Regions from separate parts of the Homo sapiens genome. Here region 1 is linked to region 2. The links are chromatin loops, found by intact Hi-C in ENCODE. Cell type or tissue: heart left ventricle. All regions are shown on one strand. Links, peaks and the distances in the headings refer to the core of each region. The heading gives the core; the rest is flanking DNA. Region 1 overlaps ZNF664-RFLNA (ZNF664-RFLNA readthrough). Region 2 overlaps DNAH10 (dynein axonemal heavy chain 10).

What was found. Hi-C counts contacts between places; a loop is a spot of excess contacts. Peaks named below come from ENCODE experiments on the same cell type or tissue, not always from the same donor. Only the 100,000 strongest peaks of a DNase experiment are listed, where the experiment ranks them.
Region 1: a loop joins it to region 2, with 2.3 times the contacts of the local background. A loop is called at or near these places in 45 of 110 quality-filtered maps.

Annotation. Positions count from the first base shown.
Region 1 is chr12:124,020,597-124,036,246 of GRCh38, forward strand. All of the region lies in intron 2 of ZNF664-RFLNA (ZNF664-RFLNA readthrough), which reads left to right. Among named protein-coding and RNA genes, the nearest start is that of ZNF664-RFLNA, 55 kb to the left of the region's middle. In heart left ventricle, for the core only: CTCF peaks have their summits at 7,846 and 11,876 (motif pointing left); DNase peaks (open chromatin) are centred at 7,775 and 9,538; H3K27ac peaks cover 1,536 bases.
Region 2 is chr12:123,902,185-123,910,184 of GRCh38, forward strand. It overlaps DNAH10 (dynein axonemal heavy chain 10), which reads left to right. Exons shown (of 79, transcript NM_001372106.1): 57 at 755-929; 58 at 7,077-7,258. Among named protein-coding and RNA genes, the nearest start is that of DNAH10OS, 29 kb to the right of the region's middle. RefSeq lists an enhancer at 5,658-5,952. In heart left ventricle, for the core only: a CTCF peak has its summit at 3,350 (motif pointing right); no DNase peak of the experiment used is centred there.

The DNA.
Region 1 (15,650 bases), core at 4,195-12,194, 120 kb after region 2:
ACTATGGCCCTGGGCCAAATCTAGCTCATCTCCTGTTTTTGTATAGCCTCCAAGCTAAAAATGTGTATGTTTCTAAATGGTTTTTAACACATTGATATTTTCTGAATACGAAAACTTAATGAAATTCACATTGTGTCCATAAATACAGTTTTATGGGAACAAAACCATGTTGATCCATTCTTGGCTTGTCTGTGGCTGCTTTGATGCTGCAACAGCAGAATTGCAGAGTTGCAACAGAGATTGAATGGCCCCCAGAGCCTAAAATATTCTTTCTCTGGCTTTTTACCAAAAAAATTTCCCCATCTCTGGTCTAAGTCACTTGTACCAACTGGCTGGAAGTTTCCAGAGAAGGAAAGGAGGGAGGCTGGTGCTTCTAGACAAAGTGCAAAGAAGGATTTACTGAGATTGGGAAGAGAGGTAGGCTCCATGAATGCTGGGGACTGAGCCCCTTATATGAGATGCTTCAGAAGTGAGAGAGCCAGGATGGGTCCTGGCTGCTGAGGACTCAGTGCTGTGCCCCTGGGAACAAATAGCCACATGCAAGCCTGATCTGGAGGAAGGAGGGCCCTCCTGGCTGGCCGCTAGCATCTGTGTAGATGACACTGGCTTCCACACGGGCTGCTGAGCACCACCAGCACAGGGCAGGGCAGAGGCCTCTCTCCTAGACAGTCTTGTTACCACCCAGGAAGCACATTCTGTGAGAGCAGACTTGGGCGGGATTTGATTCCATTTAGACAAATAAATGAGACTTTTTATGCATTAAAGGTTGTAAATAGATGGATACCATTAAACTTCATTGTATTATTCAGATTCTTTGTATTGCATTTACTATTTTCTTACTTGATCTTGAAAGCGTTTAAGGGAACTCTCTTCCACTATGCTTCTGGTTTAATTTTCTCTGTATTTCTAATTCTGTGCAGTTCACTTTATAAATATCCATGATTTTGTTTCAGTTAGGTTTTTTTTTTTTTTTTTTTTTTTTTTGAGATGGAGTCTCGCTCTTTTGCCCAGGCCAGACGGTAGTGGTGCTATCTCGGCTCACTGCAACCTCCGTCTCCAGGGTTCACGCCATTCTCCAGCCTCAGCCTCCTGAGTAGCTGGGACTACAGGCACCCGCCACCGCGCCTGGCTAATTTTTTGTATTTTTAGTAGAGATGGGGTTTCACCATGTTAGCCAGGATGGTCTCGATCTCCTGACCTTGTGATCCACCCCCCTCGGCCTCCCAGAGTGCTGGGATTACAGGCGTGAGCCACCACACCCGGCCTCAGTTGGGCTTTTTATGTGTGTAAAATACCAGGTTCATCCTGTTCAATGGTGTTTGCTTGAGTTCTACATTGATATACCTACCTTCACTCCTAATTTTGTTGGGTTTGACTAAGATATGTTTATCTCTTAAAATTATCTTTTAGTAATTTTGTATTTGGGGAAAAGTATGCGCACATCAGACAATTCAGAGAATAGTCTAGCCTGACTCTCATTCTTGATTTCCAGATCCCCTGCCCCAGAGCAGCCACTTTCCAGTGTGGCTTTCCTGAGATAGTTCCTGTATACACAAATGGAGGTGTGCACACACATCCTGCTGTTTCCCGAGAACATGATTGCATTCTGTGCTTGTGCTGTAGCAATGTCAATTTTCAGTGAGCAGTGCTCCTAGTGACTGTTAGCTACCAGTGCTTGCATTTTTTTTTTGATGGCTCCATTACTTCCCGCCATATGGAAGGCCTCAGTATGTATCACTAGGCCTCTGTTGATGGAAGTTCCCCTGTATTTTCTTCTACTACTTTTAGGCTTTTGTTTTTTACATTTACATCTTTGATCCATCCACAATCTTTTTATTTTTTTCTGTAAGGAATATGGTAGACTCAAATTTTTAAAATTTCCCTGGCTGGTTAGTTATTCTATGACTACTTACTAAATCTTTTCTCCACGGATTTGAAATGCCAACTATATTACAAGTCAAATTCTTATTTGGATCTATTTCTGTTCCAGCCAAATCCCAACTTTTAATTACTGGGGGTTTTTTTTTTTTTTTTTTTTTTTTTTTTTTTTTGAGACAGAGTCTTGCTCTGTTGCCCAGACTGGAGTGCAGTGGTGCCTCCTGAGTTCAAACCATTCTCCTGCCTCAGCCTCCCGAGTAGCTGGGAGTACAGGCGCCCGCCCCAACGCCCGGCTAATTTTTTGTGTTTTTAATAGAGACAAGGTTTCACCATGTTAGCCAGGATGGTCTTGATCTGACCTCGTGATCTGTCCGCCTCAGTGTCCCAAAGTGCTGGGATTACAGGTGTGAGGCACCGCGCCTGGCCAGTTACTGGGCTTTTATTCTTTAATATTTGCACAGCCATGCCCTTTATTACTTTTTTTCCCCAGATTTCCCCCATTTATTCTGAAATGTTTGATCCTTTCCCTTTAAACTCGATTGTATTTTGTCTTAGCTATGTGTTTTGTAAACAACACAGGATAAATTTTTTTGACTGAATGTTAATTCCTCTTTTTAATAAGGACACTCAACACATTATCCTTTTTTGGTGATACGTACTAATTTTTTTTTTTTTGAGACGGAGCTTTGCTCTTGTTGCCCAGGCTGGAGTGCAATGGCGTTATCTTGGCTCGCTGCAACCTCCGCCTCCCAGGTTCAAGCCATTCTCCTGCTTCAGCCTCCTGCGTAGCTGGGATTACAGGTGTGCGCCACCACGCCCAGCTAATTTTTGTGTTTTTAGTAGAGACGGGGTTTCACCATGTTGGCCAGACTGGTCGCAAATTCCTGACCTCAGGTGATCCACCCACCTCGGCCTCCCAAATTCCTCGGCTGGGATTATAGATGTGAGCCACCACGCCTGGCCAATATATACTAATAATCGAATGAGTTATACTATTGCCAGTTGAAAATACCAAAAATAAAGTATGTTTGTGTTTTTATAATTTAAGTAAAATAAGTACAAACCTCAATTCCTCAGGGATTGGTACACCTTATTTTGGAGGAGGGGACAAGGTGTTTCCATTTCTTAGAGTCACCGCTGGTCCATACATCCCGCTGTTTCTGAGTTCTGACTCGGCTTTGCATCTTGACTCTCATGACTCTGCCGCCCTGTGTGTTACTCCATAGACACTGTGGACTCAGGCTGTGTATCGGGGGGTGTCCTTTACTGATGGTTTATAGCAACAGGAGGGTTCCGTCTGCATGTAGGAACTGCATGTTGAATGATAGAACTTCTGTTCTTGCAGTCTCTGGCCATTCCTGTCCCTGAGGAGTCCCACAGCTGCCCTCACAGCAGGCCTTAACCTCCCATGATGCTGTTGGGCCTCTCTTTATCTTTTTTGGGGACGGTGGTGACAGGATCTTGCCCTGTCACCCAGGTTGGAGTGCAGTGGTGCTGTCATAGCTCACTGCAGCCTCAGCCTCTGGGTTCAAGCAATCCTCCCGCCTCAGCCTCCCAAGTAGCTGGGACTATAGGCATGTGCCACCACACCCAGCTAATTTTTAAACTTTTTGTAGAGATGGAGGTAGCAGGGGAGGTCTCACTTTTTTGCTCAGTCTGATTTCGAACTCTCGGCCTCCAGCCAGTCTCCTGCCCTGGCCTCCCAAAGTGCTGGGATTACAGGCGTGAGCCACCATACTTGGCTTCCTTCCCCATTCCTGATCTCCTCTCTCCTTCCTAACCTGCCTGCTTACCCTAAATCCCCCAATTCCTGCCGTGTCTTATAGAGAGCAATCTAGCAATGGCCCTTTCTTCTTCATACCATCTTTGGCTGTACCCACTGTGTCCCACGCCGATAACCACACACATTGCAATGTGGTTCTCAACCGTCACAGAACCTGGGAGAGACTCGGAGGCCTGCTAGTGAAGTTTAACCTGCTTTTATCTCCTGACTACATAGATGTAAGTAACAGGATGCATGGCTGAAGAGTCAATGTGTGGTTTTTCCTTTCTTCCTCTTCAGGACAGCTGGAGGCCAGGCTCTGTGGTTGTCCTTAGCTGGGTGCGGCACTGCTAGGCCCTGCAGGCAGTGGGAGGGCCCCGCATCCCTGGGCCCGAGGAGTCACCCTTAGCTGGGGTTGCCAGATAAAATGCAGACTGCCTAGTTAAATTTGAATTTTAGATACATTGAAAAATATTTCTTGTGAATCTGAAATATGCATTTAACTGGCTGTCCTGTTTTTATTGGCTAAGTCTGGCAGCTCTGCCCTCAGGGAGGCTGGCAAGGGGCGCTAGTATTCCAGAAAGGGGTGGTGCAGGACAGTGTGGGCTGGGTGGAGACCCCTCTTGGGCTGGGATGTGGACGTAGAGAGGCCTTTCTTGTTCCTGCAGTAAAGAGAGAAGCTGCATGCCCCTGAGGACATGCTCCCAGGGGGGACAGAAGGGAAGAACATTGCAGGTTCACAAGAATGAATCAGGTCCTGGGTATCTGGGCCTTAGGGAATGGCTGCATGGGCCAGGGCACCAAGCCAGGGCCCCCGGGCCATGTGGCCCGCCCTCCTTGGAACCACAGAGGACACTAGATCAACTTTAGGTCACTGAGCTGTGCAAGGTGGAACCTCTTGTCAGCGGCGCTCCCCCAGTGACAATGGAGCGGAGATAGTGGTGGACCCATGAGACCACCTGCAAGACTCCAGGGAACCCATTTTCTGGAATTTTCCAAGTTGTTTTGGAATAATTCAGAGGGGGAAGAGGTGGCAGCCCTGAGAGGAAGCTAGAGGACCACCTTCCCCATGGCTGCGCAGATGAACGTGGGTTGGAGAGGAGCTGCTCATGCTCGGAGCTCATCTGGATTTACTGATTTACCCCACACATGGTCACCCATCTGCCATGCACCAAGCACCCTTCAAGGGCGGCACGGACGAGAACAAACACAGCCTTGCCTGCGTGGAGGTCACGCTCTGCAGGGTGGAGACCACTCTCATCTGCAGGGCCCCTTTTGTCATGTTGTCACAGGGATGGCGGGGGGCCCACTGCGGGTGTGATATGCTGATGGGCAACTCTGGCTTTTTAAATATTTTAGCTCCGTGGCTGTGCTAAAAGCTATATTCAGTCCCTATTTTTCCTCTTATTTATTTTGATTGATAAAAATTGTATATATTTATGTACAAGGTGATGTTTTGAAGGACATATGCATCGTGGGATCCCCACAGGATTTGACCCTCGTACAGAGCAGAGCAAGCCTCCTTGACAAAGGGAAGGCAGCAGTGAAGGGTCAGAGGTGCTAATGAGGTGGAGAGGAAGGGGAGGCGCTTGACGGGGAGCAGCACACGCAGAGGCCTGGGTTGGAGGGGCTTGCTTGACAGACGGAAGGAAGGACCTTGAGACAGGGCAGGGAAGGAGGCGGAGTGTCGGGGAAGGGAGCTTGGAGAAGCAGGGAAGGGATGGCCCTTCAGGGCCTTGGTTAGGGTTTCAGTCTCATCCAAGGACAGTGGGAGCCCCCAACTCCCCCCAAGTGGTTCCAGTTAGGTGGGGGCAGTGCTGCCCAGTGGAGAGGGGTCTCCACTTTTTGGAGGTGGGAGGGAAGGCACAGAGATAATGAACCAAGGAAAGGGCCGCACAGTAGCTGAGAAGTGAGGAGGCCAGCCCTGGGGGCAGGCGGTGGCAGAGATGGGCAGAGGCATATCTACAGGAAGGAGATTTGGGAGGAACAATCCATAGAACTTGCTGGATTGGATTTGGAGTGCATGTTAGTTTCCTATCGTCACTGTCCCAAATCACCACACATTTTGGAGGCTTAAAGTAAATGTATTCTCTAGTAGTTCTGGGGGTCAGAAGTTTGGAGTAGGTCCAAGGTGTTGGGACTGTGCACCCTCCAGCCGCTTTCAGAGAGCATCTCCTTCCTTGCCTTTTCCAGCTTCCAGAGGCATCCGTGTTCCTTTGTCCCTTGGCCCCAACACTCTGACTTCTGCTTCTGTGGCCACGTCTCCTCCTCTGACTCTAAGCCACCTGCCTCCCTCTTAGGAGGACCCTTATGATGACACAGGGGCCACTCAGATCATCTAGGACCATCTCCCTTCTCAAGGTCCTTCATCACATCCGCAGGGCCCCTTTTGCCATGTTGGTAACATTCCCAGATTCTGGGGATTGGGGCGTGGACACCTTTGGGGACCATGGGTCTGCCCACCACAAGGAGTAAGCAGGAAGGACTCGTCCAGGAAGATTCCCAGTGTCTGGCTCATGCCATGGGATGGTGAGTCGTGCCACTTTTTAAAGGAGGAAGCATCAGGAGAGGACCAGGTTTGAATGACTTTGAGTTGAATTTCTTCCCAACATCGAAGAAGACACTCAAGTCGGCAGAATCTGCAACTGTGGATCTCAAAGGAGAGTCCTGGATGTGTGTGTCATCCGTGAGCAGGCTATATATATACATAGTCTCTCTCTATATAGACAGGAGGTTATTTTAAGGAACTGACTCATGCAGTTGTGGAGGCTGGCAAGTCTAAAATCTGCAGGGCAGGCTGGCAGCCGAGCCCCAGGGAAGGGTGGATGTTGCCACTCCAGCCTGAAGGCTTTCTGAAGGCAGAATCCCCTCTTCCCGGGGAACCTCAGTCTTTTTCTCCCACGGCCTTCACCTGATTAGATGAGACCCACCCATAGCCTGGCAGGTCTTTGGCTTCACTCAGGGGCTACTGACTTCAGTGTTCATCGCATCCCAAAAATACCACAGCAACATCTAGGCAGGTGTTTGACCGAATATCTGAGAACCATGCCAAGCCAAGCTGACACATAAAACTGGCTGTGACACTGCTTATCAGTCGCAGTGAATGACGCCTCCCTGCAGTGAGTGTCCAGGCCCCACACCCAGCAGCCTCCTTCATTTCCCTTTTCCTTTCACATCTGTCAGCAAGCCCTGTCAATTCTGTCCTCAGAATACACCCTGCATCTGTTCCCATCTTCTGAGCTAAAACCCTCTTCCGAGCCACCACCACCTCCTGCTTGCAGGACTGCAGCCATCGTCAGGGCCTCCCTGCTGCCCTGCGGGCCTGTGTCTGCCTCTCCATCTCTTACCTCCATCCACCTGTCTCTGTCACTCTGTTTTTGTATTGTCTCTGTTCATCTGTCTCTCTGTCTCTGCCTCTTTTTATCTCCCTCTCTCTCCCTGTCTGTCTGTGTCCCTGTCTCTTTGTCTTTCTCTGTCTTTGTGTCTGTCTCTTTCTCTCTCTCCACAAGGGCCTGGTCATGGAGGATGGCAGTGGCTGGGGTCTGAGGGAGAAGACGACAAGGACATCACATAGTCATAAGTCTTCCCCTGTCACAGATCCATTAGAGATAGAAGTGCCAAGAAGACGCGGTCCTCGGGGAGGCTGGCATTGACATGGCCAAAGTGACACTGCTCCACCAGAGGCAGCCAAGCCACACGGTGTGGGAGAGCCAGGGACTCCAGGGGAGCCGGGCAGACTTGGGGGTGGCAACTGGGAGCAGCAGCTGAGCCCGAGGGCGTGGCAGCACCCAAGGTGCTGCAGGGTTGGATGCAGAGTGTGGTGAGCCCAGACTCAAAGTCCCTCCACCACATCTAGCTGTGTGACCTTGAGCAAGTGTCTTTACCTCTCTGAGCCTCAGTTTCCTCATCTGTAAAGTATTGTACTGACGAATGACAGTATTTATCTCCGGATGGCTGCGAGGCTGAAGTGAGCTTAAGCAAGTGAAGTCCTCAGCTGGTGTCTGGCACAGAGCAAGGGCTCAGTAGATCTTAGCTGTTATTATTACTATCCCCAGGAAGTGGCAGTGGTCCCAAGTGTTGTGATCTTGCAGAAAGGCTGGCACTGCCCGTCAGAGCTGGCTGTCCCAGTGAAGGTGACAACAGCTGAGCCTGCATCTGGCAGAGGGAGCAGGGTCTGGCAGACCTGGCTGTAGCTGGAAGCGTGGTGGCAGCAGTGGGTTGGCAGCGGTGTGGTGGTCATTTGCCGGCAGGCGAAGCGCTGAGGTCCCAGAGTGCTGCCCAAGAGCCCCGTGTTTGAAGGCACTGGGAGGTGGTCCCTGGTGACTCCAGACCTGCTCAGGTAGATTTTGCAGGGAGCCAGGGCCAAGCAAAAGCAGGAGGGGGAAAAAGCATCTTTTAGTTCCCTTTCTCTGAAAGCAAACAGTCACAAGCTACAAGCCTGGGGCTTGTGAGGATCGCCAACTCTTCTGCGCACCGGTGAGTTCTTGACAATCAGATGAACAGAGGGAAAGAGGCGTGCCCTTGCTAGCCAACTTCCTGGAGCCCTCTCAGCTGGCATCTTGGTGCTTGTACACATTTGAGAGCATCAGCATTTCTTTACAAATGACCCCATCAGCTCGCCAGTCACCTTGCTTTGCTGGAAGTTTGCCTTGGGATTTGGGAGAATTTAGTTGAAACCAGTAACACCCAGCGTGGCCAAATTCCATATGCTCCTTCTGCGTCTGTGTAACAATTTCCTTTCTTTTTTTGAGATGATTCTCACTCTGTTACCCAGGCTGGAGTGCAGTAGCATGATCTCGGCTCACTGCAGCCTCTGCCTCCTCAGTTCAAGTCATTCTCCTGCCTCAGCCTCCCCCAAGCAGCTGGGACCACAGGCGTGTGCCACTACACCCAGCTAATTTTTGTATTATTAGTAGAGACAGGGTTTCACGATATTCAGGCTGGTCTCAAACCCCTGGCCTCAAGTGATCCATCTGCCTCAGCCTCCCAAAGTTCTGGGATTACATGCGTGAGCCACCACACTCAGCCTCTATGTAACAGTTTCTTTGAAATTTGTCGGAAGCAGGTTACCAGGGAGAAATAATATTTTTAATTATTCTTTCATTTATTTATTGTTTGTACATTTTCTGTGTGTGCATTCATCTGCAGGTTGTATCTTGGAATAGACCCCGCAGAGACGTGCAAGTAATGACTTCACATTAACGTGTCACTGGCCTGCCCTTGATGTGTTGGGGGGCCGGGCAAGAGTACAAATGGAGACCCACCTTTAAAAGTCATAAATCAAGGCAGGCATGGTGGCTCATGCCTGCCATCTCAGCATTTTGGGAGGCCAAGGCAGGAAGATCGCTTGAGGCCAGGAGTTGGAGACCAGACTGGGGAACATAGTGAGACCCCATCTCTACAAAATTAAAAATTAGCCGAGCATGGTGGCACACACCTGTAGTCCCAGCTACTTGGGAGGCTGAGGCAGGAGGATCTCTTGAGCCCAGGGGTTCAAGGCTGCAGTGAGCTATGATTGCGCCACCACACTCTAGCCTAGGTGACAGAGTGAGACCCTGTCTCTTTTTTTTAAAAAAAGTTATAAATCAAGTTAGCAAAGCAAATCAAGTTAACAAAGCGGTTCTGACAATGAACTCTTCAGAACCACCTGGAAGGCCAAGCTTTGGCCTTTGGGATGCGGGGACTCCTGAGCTCCCCCTGGGTTGTGGTGGGCAGTAGGGGCTGGCATGTGTCCCACCTGCCTGTGTCCCTTTTTGCTCCACATCCCTTCCTGCCCCACCCGAGTCCTCCTGGAGTCCACACGTGTGGACACCCAGCCCATGATTCGAGCTCTGGCCATCCCTCCACACCACCCCATAGCTGCCCCCTTGCAGGCCCATGGGCAGGGCCGTGGGTACCAGCAGCCTGCTCTTCGGAGGCTGCATCTGAAGAACGGGTTTGTGCAGGCTCTGAAGGAACGCCTGCGCTGTTTCAGAAGGAACCTCCAGTGCCAGGAAATTTGGAGCCTGATACAGAAGCAACATTCCGGTTTGGCACATTCCCTTGACCCTGGAGAGGCTGTGAGTGGGGCCCTCTAAAGCACGGGGCCCAGGACAGAGACCCCTCTCATCCAGGTTCAAGGGAGCGCAGACTGACCGTCCACCTCCACAGATTTAGTTAGCAAAGGTATCAAACTAGACAAGCCCCGGGGAAATTTCTGTCCCTCGTGAGTAAGTAAAAATGATATGTATCAAACAGTAATTTTGAGGAAAGGAAAAAAAAGACAGCAAAACTCATACGATCTCATCTCAGGTTACAGAATCTTAGGCGTTAACTAGCTGATCTCATGTCACAAAAAGTCCGGGTAGGAGAGTCAGCATTTTGGGGTCTTCATCCAATTCCCCAGTGCCCTGGCTTCACACTGGCCAGCTCATTTGACCTCCCCGAGGCAGAGCGACAGGAAAGCACGTGACTCATCTCCTTCTAGCGTGTGTCTGTCCCAACAAAGTCCTAATCAAGATCCCCGAGAGATCCTCGGGCTGCAAGATGCCTGGGAAATATCAATTGTTGTCAGCCTCACAGGCTCCATGCAGGGAATTCCTGCAGGCTCAGAGGCCTTTGTCATCAGGGAGCTTGCAGTCAAACGACTTGTGGTTTTCTTCAGCACTTCGGTATCGGCCAGGATCTCTTTTCTTTTTCTGACACTCTCAGACAAAATGCACAGAACAGTTTACAAGCCCCTCCAAGTTCTCTAGTCCCTCTTGATAATTGCCTCTGAATATTGACACAGTTTTAATATACAAATTTAATACGCAGAGGGATGGTAGATGCGATGACTTGGATAATCCCCATGAGCAGGGAATAATAAAATAGACACGTGGCTTTGGAATTAATTATACTTTATTTGGCTTCATGATTTAGTTTTGAATTATATAATTGACTTTATATTAAGTAAATTTAAGTTACATAGGTGGTTGAGAAAGAACCAATAATCAAATGGAAAAAAGCCAACCTGGGGTTCATTTTTGTTTTCCTTCGTGCGGAATAGAAGTTGCTGATTCACTCGTGGGTGGTTGAGTGTTATTCATATACTCAAGAGCTTATGTTCTTTGTATCATTTGTTTGGGGTATTTTTTTTAAGTTCCGGGGTACATGTGCAGGATGTGCAGGTTTGTTACATAGGTAAATGTGTGCCATGGTGATTAGCCACACCTATCAACCTGTCTCCTAGGTATTAAGCACAGCATGCATTAGCTATTCTTCCTGATGCTCTCCCTGCCCTGTCCCCACCAATAGGCCCCAGTGTGTGTTGTTCCCCTCCCTGTGTCCGTATGTTCTCATTGCTCAGCTCCCACTTATAAGTGAGAAGGTGCAGTGTTTGGTTTTCTGTTCCTGTGTTAGTTTGCTGAGGACAATGGTTTCTAGCTCCATCCATGTCCCTGCAAAGGACATGAACTTGTTCCATTTTATGGCTGCATAGTATTCCATGGTGTATATATGTACCACGTTTTCTTTATCCAGTCTATCTTTGAGGGACCTTTGGGTAGATTCCATGTCTTTGCTATTGTGGTTTTTTTTTTTTTTTTTGAGACGGAGTCTCACTCTGTTGCCCAGGCTGGAGTGCAGTGGCGCGATCTCGGCTCACTGCAAGCTCCGCCTCCCGGGTTCAAGCAGTTCTGCCTCAGCCTCCCGAGTAGCTGGGACTACAGGCACCCGCCACCATGCCTGGCTAATTTTTTGTATTTTTAATAGAGACAGGGTTTCACCGTGTTAGCCAGGATTGCCTCGATCTCCTGACCTCGTGATCCGCCGCCTCGTCCTCCCAAAGTGCTGGGATTACAGGCGTGAGCCACTGCACCCGGCCTATTGTGGGTATTTTTAAAGAACACAACATAGTGAAAGGTGTTTGTTTTTCTTTTACAAAACAAAACAAGTCTAAGATTGAAGGATTTGCTCTGTTGTTCCCATGTTCCTGGGACTAGAGTTGCTATTGCCTTTATTAGCGTTGGTCTATTTTAAAACAACAAAAAACCAAACCAAACCCTGGAGGTATATTTGATTAGCATGGAAGAGTTAAATGCCAGAGTTATCGTACAAAGAGAAATAAGAGACGCTGAGCATTATAAAGACCTGACAAGTCTATGCTGCGTGAACAGAGGCTGAAAATTAAGCCCTGGGTGACTTCAAGTACAGCTTTGGGAAACGATGCAGGGAGCTGTCTGGGAATGAAGGGATGTATGTGCCCCCTCTAGTGGTCAAAAGAGGTGGGGTTGGGAGCTACGCTTTGGATTCTTTACCCCCCAGCCACATACAACTTTCTAAACTTTTTTCCTTAACTTTTTTTCTTTAAAGGAGGACAAAAACTGCCACCCTCCACTTTGTTCTCTGAATTGCTTTTAAAAGACAGTTTTTAAATTTGTCCATAAAACATTTTTCTGACTCACCACAATGCTGTAAAAGCAACCACTCCAGGAGTCACAGAACCCCGTGGTCTCCAGTTTCAACCCCTTCTCTCTTTATGCCTTTGTAAAAATTTGTATTTAGTTCATTTTTTTAGGGACAGGGTCTTGCTCTGTTGTCCAGGCTGTGGTGCAGTGGTGCGATCATAGCTCACTGTAACTTCGAACTCCAGGGCTCAAGTGATCGTCCTGCCTCAGCCTCCTGAGGAGCTGGGACCTCAGGCATATACCACTACGTCTCACTAATTTTTGTATTTTTTGTAGAGACAGGGTCTCACTATGTTGCCCAGGCTGGTCTCCAACTCCTGGTGTCAAGCAGTCCTCCCACCTCAGCCTCCCAAACATGTTGGGATTAAAGGTGTGAGCTACTGTGCTCAGCCCCAGCCTTTCTTATCTCATTTAAATGTTGAACCTGATGACCCAAACACATTTACTTTGTTTCATCTATTTAAATTCTTTGTAAATTCTATGAACTATATAGCAAGGCTAGTTCTTTAATGATCACTCACTTGCAAAATAAAAAAAAAAGATATAATAATGCTAATAAGACTTTTGTAGGAGGTGATGTGATATACAAAATAAAAGCGTGATGTGATTTCCTCAGGCAATTTCTTTGGGAAAATAAAAAAGGAAGTTGATAGTCTAGTGGAGACATCAGATTAGAAACAATTACTTCATTTGTGCCGTGGACTGAAGACACAGATTCCCTTCTGAGAGCTCAGGCCATTGTGTATCAATCATACCACAAATGGGAGTGTTTTAAAAACTCTAAACAACTGTTTGGTGAAACATGCCAAGAACCACCTCTGAGAAGGCAGCCTATTGATAAAGTGGTTCTTTTTGGCTCTAAAAATCCCAAGCACGTGGGTGAACAGGTGCACATGATCTTCCGTTCTCTTTTTCCTGTGGAGTTCATCAATGACTATGATCTGACAGAGGAAAGCTCTGCTAAGAACATAAGGAGACTTAAAAGATGGCGAGGTGGCACAGCAGCTTGGAAGAGCAGGTTTTAGTCTAGAGATGGGAAGTTTTGAGCCTTCAGTGGTTAGAAAAATTCCTTCTCCTCTGCCTTCTCTCCTTCCCTTCAAGGCATCGATGTGTGGAATATAAACCATCTTTATATTTTAGAGGTTGACATCTTGTCTTACAGCAATTCAAAGGGAAGGAGACATGCAGCCCCATTCAAGCACAGGACGTGGACAGAGTGTCCAGGGACTTGCGAAAGTGAGAGGACAAAACTAACTAAAAAGCCACAGGCCCCAATCTACCAGATGACCCAGTAGTTTTACTTCTGGGACAGCCCTGAAGAAGTGAGGATCACCTTGCTAGGGGCTGAAAATCACCCTATCTAGGGTCCTGGGAGCCAGGAGAGGCTTTCTACAGAAGGGCTTTGAGGGATGTGTAGGAGTTCACTTGACAGGTACAGTGAGAAAGCACACTTTAAGCAGAGGAGAGAATATATACCAGTGGTTCTCAACATTAAGCCTACATCAGAACCACCTGGAGGGCTCATGAAAACACCAATCTCTGGGCCTTGCCCCCCAGTTTCTGATTCACTGGGTCTGGGGTAAGGCTTGGGAATTTGTTTTTGTTTTTAACGAGTTCCCAGGGGATGCTGACGCTGTTGTTCTAGGGACCCCACTTTGAAAACTGTAAACTTACATGAAGAACTGAAGCATGAAGTCACAGCCTGCGTCTGGGGAACTGTAACTACCTCGTTGTTGCTGGAATTTGAATTGTCTGAGCAATATGGTTAGAGGGTTAGGGAGGAGTCTCAAATGCCGAGCTGTGGGCATGCAAAATAAAGAAACGCGCCATTTGTGCATTCCAGGAGCAGGCGGCGCTGTGCTGCTGTAACTTTCAATCCCAATTGACATGCCCATTTTCCAGAGGAAGAAATTGCGGAACACAAGGTTCACTGATTGGTCCAAATTCCCCATTTAAGTAAGTGATGGATCTGGGATTCTAAACCGGGCCTCGGGAGACGCTAAAGCCCTTTTTATCTCCCTTGCCAGGGGCTCCATGCTAGAGCACTTAAAATTAAATCTCCGCAACAGAGGCATTGGGGAGAAAAATAATCAGGAAATATCTTGGGCAGGAGATTATAGGATAGGTCGGAAGGGGCTTACACCAGACCCTTTGGGAGACCCGCAAAAGTTGAACTGACAGACTCTTGAGATGTGATGTGGCCGCAGAGCTGGAGAAGGCCGATTAGAGAGGAGAGATGGGAGGGAGGACCTGGGACCCTGCTGGCTGATAGGTTGTGGTGCGTACCATTGAGGCCTTGACTTTGGAGAGATACCTGGTGAAGCCAGCGAGAAAGGCAGGAGGGGTCGGAGGGGCACGTCATGAAGACGTCCTGGGACACGAGGACCCACACGCTCCCTCCTTCCCGGTTACCCAGCCTTTTTCTAAGCCTTTCGTCATTCTGACTGGTTAATTTTGTTATCTTTTATTTTCTCGTCTCACTCATTCTCTTTGAATTTCTCTTCTGTCTTCATGCTCATTATCAGGCTAGCAAATTGTTAACTATGTAAATTTTAAAAGGAAAAATGTCAGCAGGCAGCTGGACAAGACAGAAGAGACAGAACTTCAAATGTTGCAGTCCAGGCTCCTTGGGAGAGTATGTCCTCCTTCTCATGAACAGGGAGAGCAAATGGTGTAACTGACACCCCTAAGTTCATCACGTGGGTGTCATCATTACAACACTTTGCAATATTAGCTTCATTTTCTGCCCCCTGGAGTATTTTGAAGCATATTTCAGATGTTATAACACCTCTAAATACTTTAGAATGTGTCTCTAAAAATAGGGACATCTTCCTACTAACCATGGCACCATCATCATCACACATAAAAGATTAACGCAATTCACTGAATCATCTAACACCAAGTCAATATTCAGACATCCCTAGTATTGAATTATCTAACCCGCAGTCGATATTCAGATATCCCCAGTTATTCCCAATGTCTTTTCCTCCAAGATTTTATCATAAAAATATTTTCAAACATCAGATGAATTGAAGGACTCTTACAGTGAGCATCTATATATCCACCACCTAGTTGTGGAATTACCATTTGGCTGTGTGCTTTCTTGTATACCTGTCCGTCTATCCATCTTTCCAGTCACCCATTAATCCATCTTAATTTTTCAGTGCATTTCAGAGTGAGATGCAGATATCAGCACCCTTCCCCCTAAACACTTCAGCATGAGTATCATTTGCTGGAGTCCAGTATTTATTAGGTTCTTTCCTTTTGAGGTAAAATTGACATATAAATAAAAGACCCAAATTTCCAGTATAATATTTGATGAATTGAGCAAATAGTTAGCTGTCTAACCCAAACCCCTGTGAAGATAGCAAACATTTTCATCACCCCAGAAGGTTCCCCATGTCCCTTCCCAGTCAATCCCCCCACTCCACACAACCCCTGATTTGACTTTTTCCTATCACTGCATCTTCTGGAAGTTCATATAAATAGCATGGTGCCCTTGTGTAAGGCTGCTTTCACATGGCATAATGCTTTTGTTATGTACCCATGTCGTGTGTGTCACAATAGCCTGTGATTTTTATTGT
Region 2 (8,000 bases), core at 1-8,000:
AGGGACCCCAGGCATTGGATTTAGGGCCCACCCTCACCCCGTATGACCTAATCTTAACTAATTCCATCTACAAAGACCCACTTCCAAATAAGGTCACATCCTGAGGTCCCAGTGGGCACGAATCTTGGTGGGGTGACACTGTTCAAACCACTGTGAGCCAAGCCCTGCTCTAGGTTTTGGGGTTCCGGCCCTCGGGGAGGTGCTGACATCCTAGTGAGTGAGGGCACCCAGGCAGTGAATCAGCCAGTGGTGAAATGAAACTTCCGATTGCGATTGGTGTCATGAAGCAAGTCAGCAAGGAAGGGAGAGAGAGGACGACAGAGGGGCAGGCTCCTTAGAGGGTGGCTCTGGCTGGGCCCGAGTGAGCGTAGGAAGAGGCGATGAGAGGCAGAAGGAGGAGATCGCAGGGAGCCGGTAAGCAGGAGGGGGACCCCAGCATCCTCACTGAACACCGGCGAGGCAGGGCTGGGGGCTATCAGGAGCCATGGGATTTGTCCTGGATGGAGTGGGTGGGACACAGGTGGGCCAGTTGAGGAAGGTCAGAGTCAGGGTGGCTGCCTAGTGCTGGAGGCCCCACGCATGGTGAGGTTTTCTGTCCCACCAGGATCACTGAGGCTGCCACATTGGCCAGAGCCCCTTAGATCCCCGCTAGGGCTCAAGCCAACCTTTGAGGACTGCACTCTGCTCAGAGCCGGGGCCGCGAGTGCATCTCCTCTGAGCCCAAGCTTTACTCACCCCCTGTCCTACCCTGCAGCCGAGGAGAAGAAGAAACTGGCAGAGGAAAAGGCCATGGAGATAGAGGAGCAGAACAAAGTCATTGCCATGGAGAAGGCCGAGGCCGAGACGACCCTGGCAGAGGTCATGCCCATCCTGGAGGCCGCCAAGCTGGAACTGCAGAAGCTGGACAAGTCGGACGTGACTGAGATTAGGTAATGCACCTGAGCCACCATTCTGGGCTTCCATTCCACCTCTGCAAGCCAGTAGTCTCCATGATCGTGGCAACCAGGAGCTTACAAAGGAGCCGATGCCACATGCTGCCACTGTGCCTGGCTCTCTCCATGGTGGAGACTGTTGTTGCCCTCATTTTCGGATGGGGAAAATGAGGCCCAGGGAGATGAGGTGGGCGCCCCAGGCATCCAGATCCCCCAGCTAGTAGGAAGCAGGGCCTGCTGACCTTGAACCCAGGCCAAGGGAAGGATGGAGTGGGGTAAAACAGTGCTCTTCACGGAACATGCGGGGGCAAGTGTCCGCCCTAAGCAGGGGCAGGATGCTCACCATGGGGCTGAGCCCTGCTGAAAACAGCTCTGCAGAGATGTGTGCACACCACGGCCGGACTGGCGATGCCTGAATCCATTTCCAGCCAAGGAAGCTTTCAAGGAGGGTGAGAGTAGGTCACTATTGAGGCCCCCATACATCTTGCAAATCAATCTGTAAGATGACCCTGTCCCCCACACCAGAGGGCTCATCTGCTGTCAGCGAGGGTAACGTGGTGTGGCGTGGGCTAACAAGCTTTCTCCTCGCATGGCTTGGCCTCCCCAGGGCACTGTTCCTGGGCTCTGATGGTCAGTTGAGTCTTGTGAGTAAAGCCCTGGGAGGGAACACTGTCCTGGTGCCAGCCTCCGCCCACTGCCTCTGCCCCTGTGCTGCCTGGCCCCGCACAGACCCCTCGGCGTGGGAGCCTCAGCTCTCTCCTTCCCCACTCTTCATCCAGAAGGAGATCAGTCTTCCTGGCCCCACACACGGGTCTCGCAGCCGAGAGGCTCCGTTCCTGGGTCAGTAATGGGCTTCCATTCTGGGCTCCCGCTGGAGCGGTGCATGTTCCCTGTGCTTCCTATTTCTCTGCCTCTGTGCTGCCTGTGAAGGCTGAGCAGCGCTCCTTGTCCAAGTCCGTGCCCTTGTTTTCTTATTGGTGAAACATTTGTGAATTTGAGCATGGAATTCAGCTCACTCCAGGACAGAATGACCTCCCGGTTCATTCTTGGGAGGTCACTTGGAGGTGCTGCTGTGGTCAGCAAGAAGTCATTAGTTCAGTGTTGAGGATGGTGTCAAGGAGGGTATAAGGATCGATGTATTAAAACTTCAGCACTAGGCGTTGGAAGTTTAGGCTGAGGTACCAGGACACAGTGGAAGTGCACACCCAGCGGAGGGGTAGGAGACACGGTCAGCACACACATCCTCCAGGGAAATTTCTAGCTACCGGTGATAGGATTTGGGCCACTGCTCCCAGGTCAGCAGCATAAAAACATCGTGAAAGCAGAGACTAGGAAGGATTTTTGAAGGGGATTTATTTGAAGAGAAGGAACGGTGAGTCCCTTCCATCAATCCAAGGTGGAGGAGTGGGGGGGAGCTTCCATGGGGCCAAATAGAGGGCGTGGCATGTGTCCCCTGCAGTGAGACAGGCATTGCAGACAGGTGCCCCGCTCACCCCTGAGAAAGCCTAAGTACAAAAGGAATAATTTTTACACATTCATACATGGCTCTGCCTCTTTGCTGTGTGACGTTTAGCAAGTCATCTAACCTCTCTTTGCTCCAGTTTCTTCATTTGTAAAATGTGGATAAGAATTGTCTCGGCTGCATCAGGGTCTTCATGAGGATCATATGAGCCTATATGTGAAGAACTGGGCTGGGCACATGGTCAGAGCCATGTAAGCATTAGCTGTGATTATGGCTCCAGCATCCAAAAGGTATGCTGGGAAAAGCCCACGGCCACTGTGTCCTCTATCAGCTGTGGTCACCTTCCCACACTGCAACAGGTAGTATGGGTATATCATTTCTCATATACACTTCCTGAGGATTTTCATGCATGACCAAGGCAACCAGGTACACAAGGGTCTCTTCTCTTCCTGACTTCAGGTTCTGAGGGTTTGGAGAGCAGGGGATGCCTGCAAATCCTTTTTTCCTTCTTTTATATACAAATTATAACACCCTATGCATATCTTTCTGCATCTTTTCTGCTTAGCAGTATATTTTGGAGAGCTTTTGCATGTTGATGTATGATGAACTTCCCCGATATTTTAGAACATTCCTTCACATTCCATTGTGTGGCTGTGCCGTAATTTATTTAACAAGGCCTTACTGATGAGTTTGTTAAATAAATTGATTGTGTCTCCAGTCTTTTGCCTTTACAAACAGCGTGGCAAAGAATAAATCTGACCATAGTTCATTGTGCACGTGGGCGAGTCCACCTGCAGGATACATTTCTGGAAGTGGAATTGCTGGGTCCCAGGGTGTAGGCATTTATAGTGTTCATAGCTGTTGCCTAATCCCCGCCGTGGGGATGGAACCTATTTATCCTCACCAACAATCCAAACGAGTAGTACCTGCTTTTTCCTAGACTTACCAACAGGGGGCGCGATCACATGTTGGGATTTTTGCATATTTTGTAGATGAGTGGTACTTGTGTAGTTTTAATTTGCATTTCTCTTAGTGTGAGTGAAGCTGGCCTTTTTTTTTTTTCCTATGAGAAAAGTGTGTCTAAGAGTTATGTGTATTTCCTTTTCTGTGAACTTGGTTTGCGTATCTATTGGGTCGTGGTTATTGTTGCTTTTTATTTCAAAACCATTTCCAGGGGCTTTTTATATAATGGGGAGCTCAGCTTTTTATCCATAAGGTGAGTTGCAAATCTTTTCCTGGTTTGTCATGGGCTATTTGACTTTGTTTATGAGGTTTATGTGTGTGTTTGTTTTTGCCATCTATGTTTATTTTTATGTGGCAGGTTTTAGCAATATTTTATTTTGTGGCTTTTTTTTTTGAGACAGAGTCTTGCTCAGTCACCCAGGCTGGAGTGCAGTGGCACGATCTCGGCTCACTGCAACCTCCGCCTCCCGGGTTCACGCCATTCTCCTGCCTCAGCCTCCTGAGTAGCTCCAGCCTCCTGAGTACCTCCAGACGCCCGCCACGACGCCTGGCTAATTTTTTTTTGTATTTTTAGTGGAGATGGGGTTTCACCATGTTAGCCAGGATGGTCTCGATCTCCTGACCTTGTGATCCACCCGCCTCGGCCTCCCAAAGTGCTGGGATTACAGGAGTGAGCCACTGCGCCCGGCCTTTGTGGCTTTTTTTAAATTTATTTTTTGAGACAGAGTCTCATTCTGTCACCTAGGCTGGAGTGCAGTGGCGCGATCTCGGCTCACTGCAACCCCTGCCTTCCAGGTTCAAACGATTCTCCTGCCTCAGCCTCACAAGTAGCTGGGGTTATAGACACCCACCACCATGCCCGGCTAATGTTTGTATTTTTAGTAGAGATGGGCTTTCACCATGTTGGCCAAGCTGGTCTCAAACTCCTGACCTCAGGTGATCCACCCACCTCAGCCTCCCAAAGTGTTGGGATTACAGGCATGAGCCACCGCACCCGACCTATTTTGTGGCTTTTGGATATTGTGTCCTAGTTAAAAGGCCTGATCACACTGCAAGATTGTAAAATAATTTCCCCATGATTTCTTTTGGTACTCTTATGTTTTAATTTTTTATATTTAAATCTTTTATCTATTGAGGATTTTTTTCCTGGGGTTCTGTGTGAGTTTGGATCCAATTTGAGTTTTTCCAGATGAGTAAAATCTGGCTTTTCTCAGGTCATTTGGATGTTAAGCGCAATGAGCCGGCACTTACATCTTGACAATTTTATAATCTTTTAAGTCCTTAAAAAGCGCTTCCTTCTTATCATACTCAATCCTCTTTGTAGAAATCATTAAATGTTAAGGCAGGAAGATGAAGAGTCATGAAGATTAGAAGTAGATGTTTCTCTAACTATAAAACTATAAAAGCCTCCCTTTGTTGCTGGCTCTTGAGTTTCACTTTTCTTCCTTTCATTCATTCAGTAGTCAGTGGGTGTCTGTCCCCCACCCCACCCCTGCCCTGAGCAGGCACTGGGGCCCATCAGCAGTGAGGCAGGCAGGGTCTTCACTGCGTGGCGCTGACACTCTGTTTTCCTATAGGAATCCCATGTGCATGGGGAAATTATGTAGGATTAGGTTAGGAAGGAAAGGTCCTTGCTGCTCTGACAGTGGATGTTGGGACCTGACCTAGTCATGGTCATGGAGGGCGGAGGGGGCACCTTCTCTGAGATTGCAAGGAGCTCGGCTGGAGAAAAAGCAGAGACAGCTGGTGTGTCAGGGGTAGAGTACTGGGAGGTGGGGAGTGGGGTTTATAAGGATTATTTTCCTCTAGGGAGGGTAGCATATCATTCTCCCTTTCTCATTCCTGAGTTTGTTTTGTGATAGAAGAAAGGAATCAAATTAAACAGACATCTCCCTTTCTCTTGACTTGCACCCTCCACATTTCACACACCTTGGTCATCCGGCATTGTGGAAAGTGGTATGTTCTGGATAAGTGAGATCCCAGAGCGTGGCCTGCAACCCAACAGCAGAAAACGTCACTTTGGTAGACTCAGAGGATTTGGGAACTGGAAGGTTCCAGTTCTGCGTCTCTACTTCACAGATGGGGAAACTGACGCCCTGGCTGGTTCCTAACTTGCCCAAGGGCTCAGGACCCCGCCGCAGGCCTGGGCTCCTTCTGTCTTGAATCTGAAAACATCTGCCCCATTCTTTCCCCACCTGCTTGTTCACAGAGCGGTGGCCGGGGCCTGGTTTCCATCCACCCTGAAGGGACCTTTTAAAGACACTTGACAGCCCCGCCGCTTTCCTAAGCAGCCAACACCAGCGTGATCGAGCCTTTTCCCGGGGACTCAGGGCCTTTCTTTCATCACTGGGCTTTGTGCTGAAGTGTGGGCGCCCTCCCTCCTGGCTGTTGCCCTGGCTTGTCCGTACACTATGGGGCCTTCTCTCCTCTGCTGTCTGTGTGGGAGTGTGTGAGGGTTCCGGGGTCAGGAGGGGTGGGGGATTTGCTCACTGCAGAAAGCCTCCAGGTTGCTGTCTGCTCAGGCTGTCTCCTCCCTGTCTCTCTGTCTCCTCCCTGTCTCCCTGTCTCCTCCCTGTCTCTCTGTCTCCTCCCTGTCTCTCTGTCTCCTCCCTGTCTCCCTGTCTCCTCCCTGTCTCTCTGTCTCCTCCCTGTCTCTCTGTCCCCTCCCTGTCTCCTCCCTGTCTTCCTGTCTCCTCCCTGTCTCTCTGTCTCCTCCCTGTCTCCCTGTCTCTGTTCTTGTGCATGTGTCTCCCCCTCTGTCCCTCCATCCCCCTCTTTCTTCTCTGGCTCACCCCAGCCTCCTACCAGAGCACAAATGCCTGGGCCCCTGCCTGGCCGCCCCCACACTGCATCCATGCCCTCCGGGACCTCTGTCTCCTGCTCTTCTCTCCTGCTTTTCCTTCCTCTCCTGCTTTGCCTTGTCTGTGCTGTTCTCTTCCACTTCTGTCTTTCCATGGCGTGGTCTGGGAGACTCCTGTGGCTTTCACTGACCTTGCCTGGCAGTGGGATGCCCCGGTGAGATGGGTTCGGTTCCTTCTCTGGCCTTTGTACCAGCGCTGCTGTTCTGTCTCCTGTTCCGTTGGCAGTTCTGGTTCTCCAGAGGAACAAGGGCAGTGGACATCTGCGTTCTGGAGGAGCAGAGTGATGATCTAGTCTTATCAAAGCCACAGAACACAATTACGGGGCAACATAGCCTGGAAAGAGCCCAGGATGCGGGGACCCCAGGCTTCCCAGGCGGTGTCAGCACAGCCAGTCATGCAAGCTCCCAGGACCCTGTTTGTCCATCTAGTAAATGGGGAGAGATAATGGTTGGTGGTGATGGTGATGGTGATGATGATGATGATAATGACAATAATGACGGCAGCCACCATTTAGAGTCTGAGGAATCAGCCGAGGGTGTAATTAAAACATAGGTGCTCAGGCTGCCCCCTAACCACTGATCCAGACGCTCCGGGGACGGCCTGGGTTTGTATTTTAATGCTGCCCCCGCACCATTCCAGGCGCCTGGTCTGGAACCTGAGAGGGGGACCCGGCCCTGCCCTTAGGGACGCTCCCGCCCAGGAGTGCGGTTTGTGTTGGGACCTGGCTTCTTTCGTTTGCTTGCAGCAGTAGCTCCAGGGACTGTCTTTTGGTTGAGCTCGTTTTTCTGGAGCTCTCTTTCAGGCCAGATCCTGGCCACATCCCGGGGTTGTGACCCACGTGCCTTGGTTTCTTGCCAGGTCGTTTGCTAAGCCCCCGAAGCAGGTGCAGACGGTCTGCGAATGCATCCTCATCATGAAAGGGTACAAAGAGCTGAACTGGAAAACAGCCAAGGGCGTGATGTCCGACCCGAATTTCCTGCGGTCTCTGATGGAGATTGATTTTGATTCGATTACCCAGAGCCAAGTGAAAAACATCAAAGGTGAGTGTAGCCACGTGTGGGAATCGCCAGGGTGGATCTCGGTCTGGCATCTCAGGCTCTGGGACAGGGATGGAGGGCAAGGAGGCTTGTCGTGGGCAGGCCCTCCCCTTCTGGTCAGATGGTATCGGATGGAACAGGCAACTGATGGTCACCAGAGGAAAACAGCAGCCCCATGACGTGACCCAGGGAGAGTGGCTGGGGATGCGCGGCGGCAGCCGTGCCCACTGAGGGTTCGATTCGGCACTAGTCCTAGCTCTCCGTGTCAGGAAACAGGATCTTCTCATTGGAACCTAGCCCAGCCTTGTCTTCTGTGCATCTCACCCAGTGCTGTTCAGTGCACATGCAGAAGCCCAGAGCTAGTCTGACCTTGACTTCCCCCCTTTCTCCTCTTGTCAGTGTCAAGTCTTCTGGAGGTCCCTGGGGAGTGGGCATGGGGGTGGGCAGCATCACTGATGGCCAGCCTCTCCTCCATCTTTGGTTATAGGACTGAGTTCCCCTTGAGCTCAGTTCCTGACCCTGCCCAGTGCTCAGCCAGGCGGTGATAGTGTAATGGTGTTAGTCTTTGCGAAAAGCAATACAAGTTAACGCTGTGTTTGATGGTTTATTTAGACTCTTATCAAATGCTTTTTCTTAGCCCCTTAAAAACAAAAGCAATCTCAACACAAATGACCCCAACCACTACAAAAACCCAAGGCACTCCCTCTGTCTGAATCTTCATTGGATGGACTTCCGTTTATGTGAA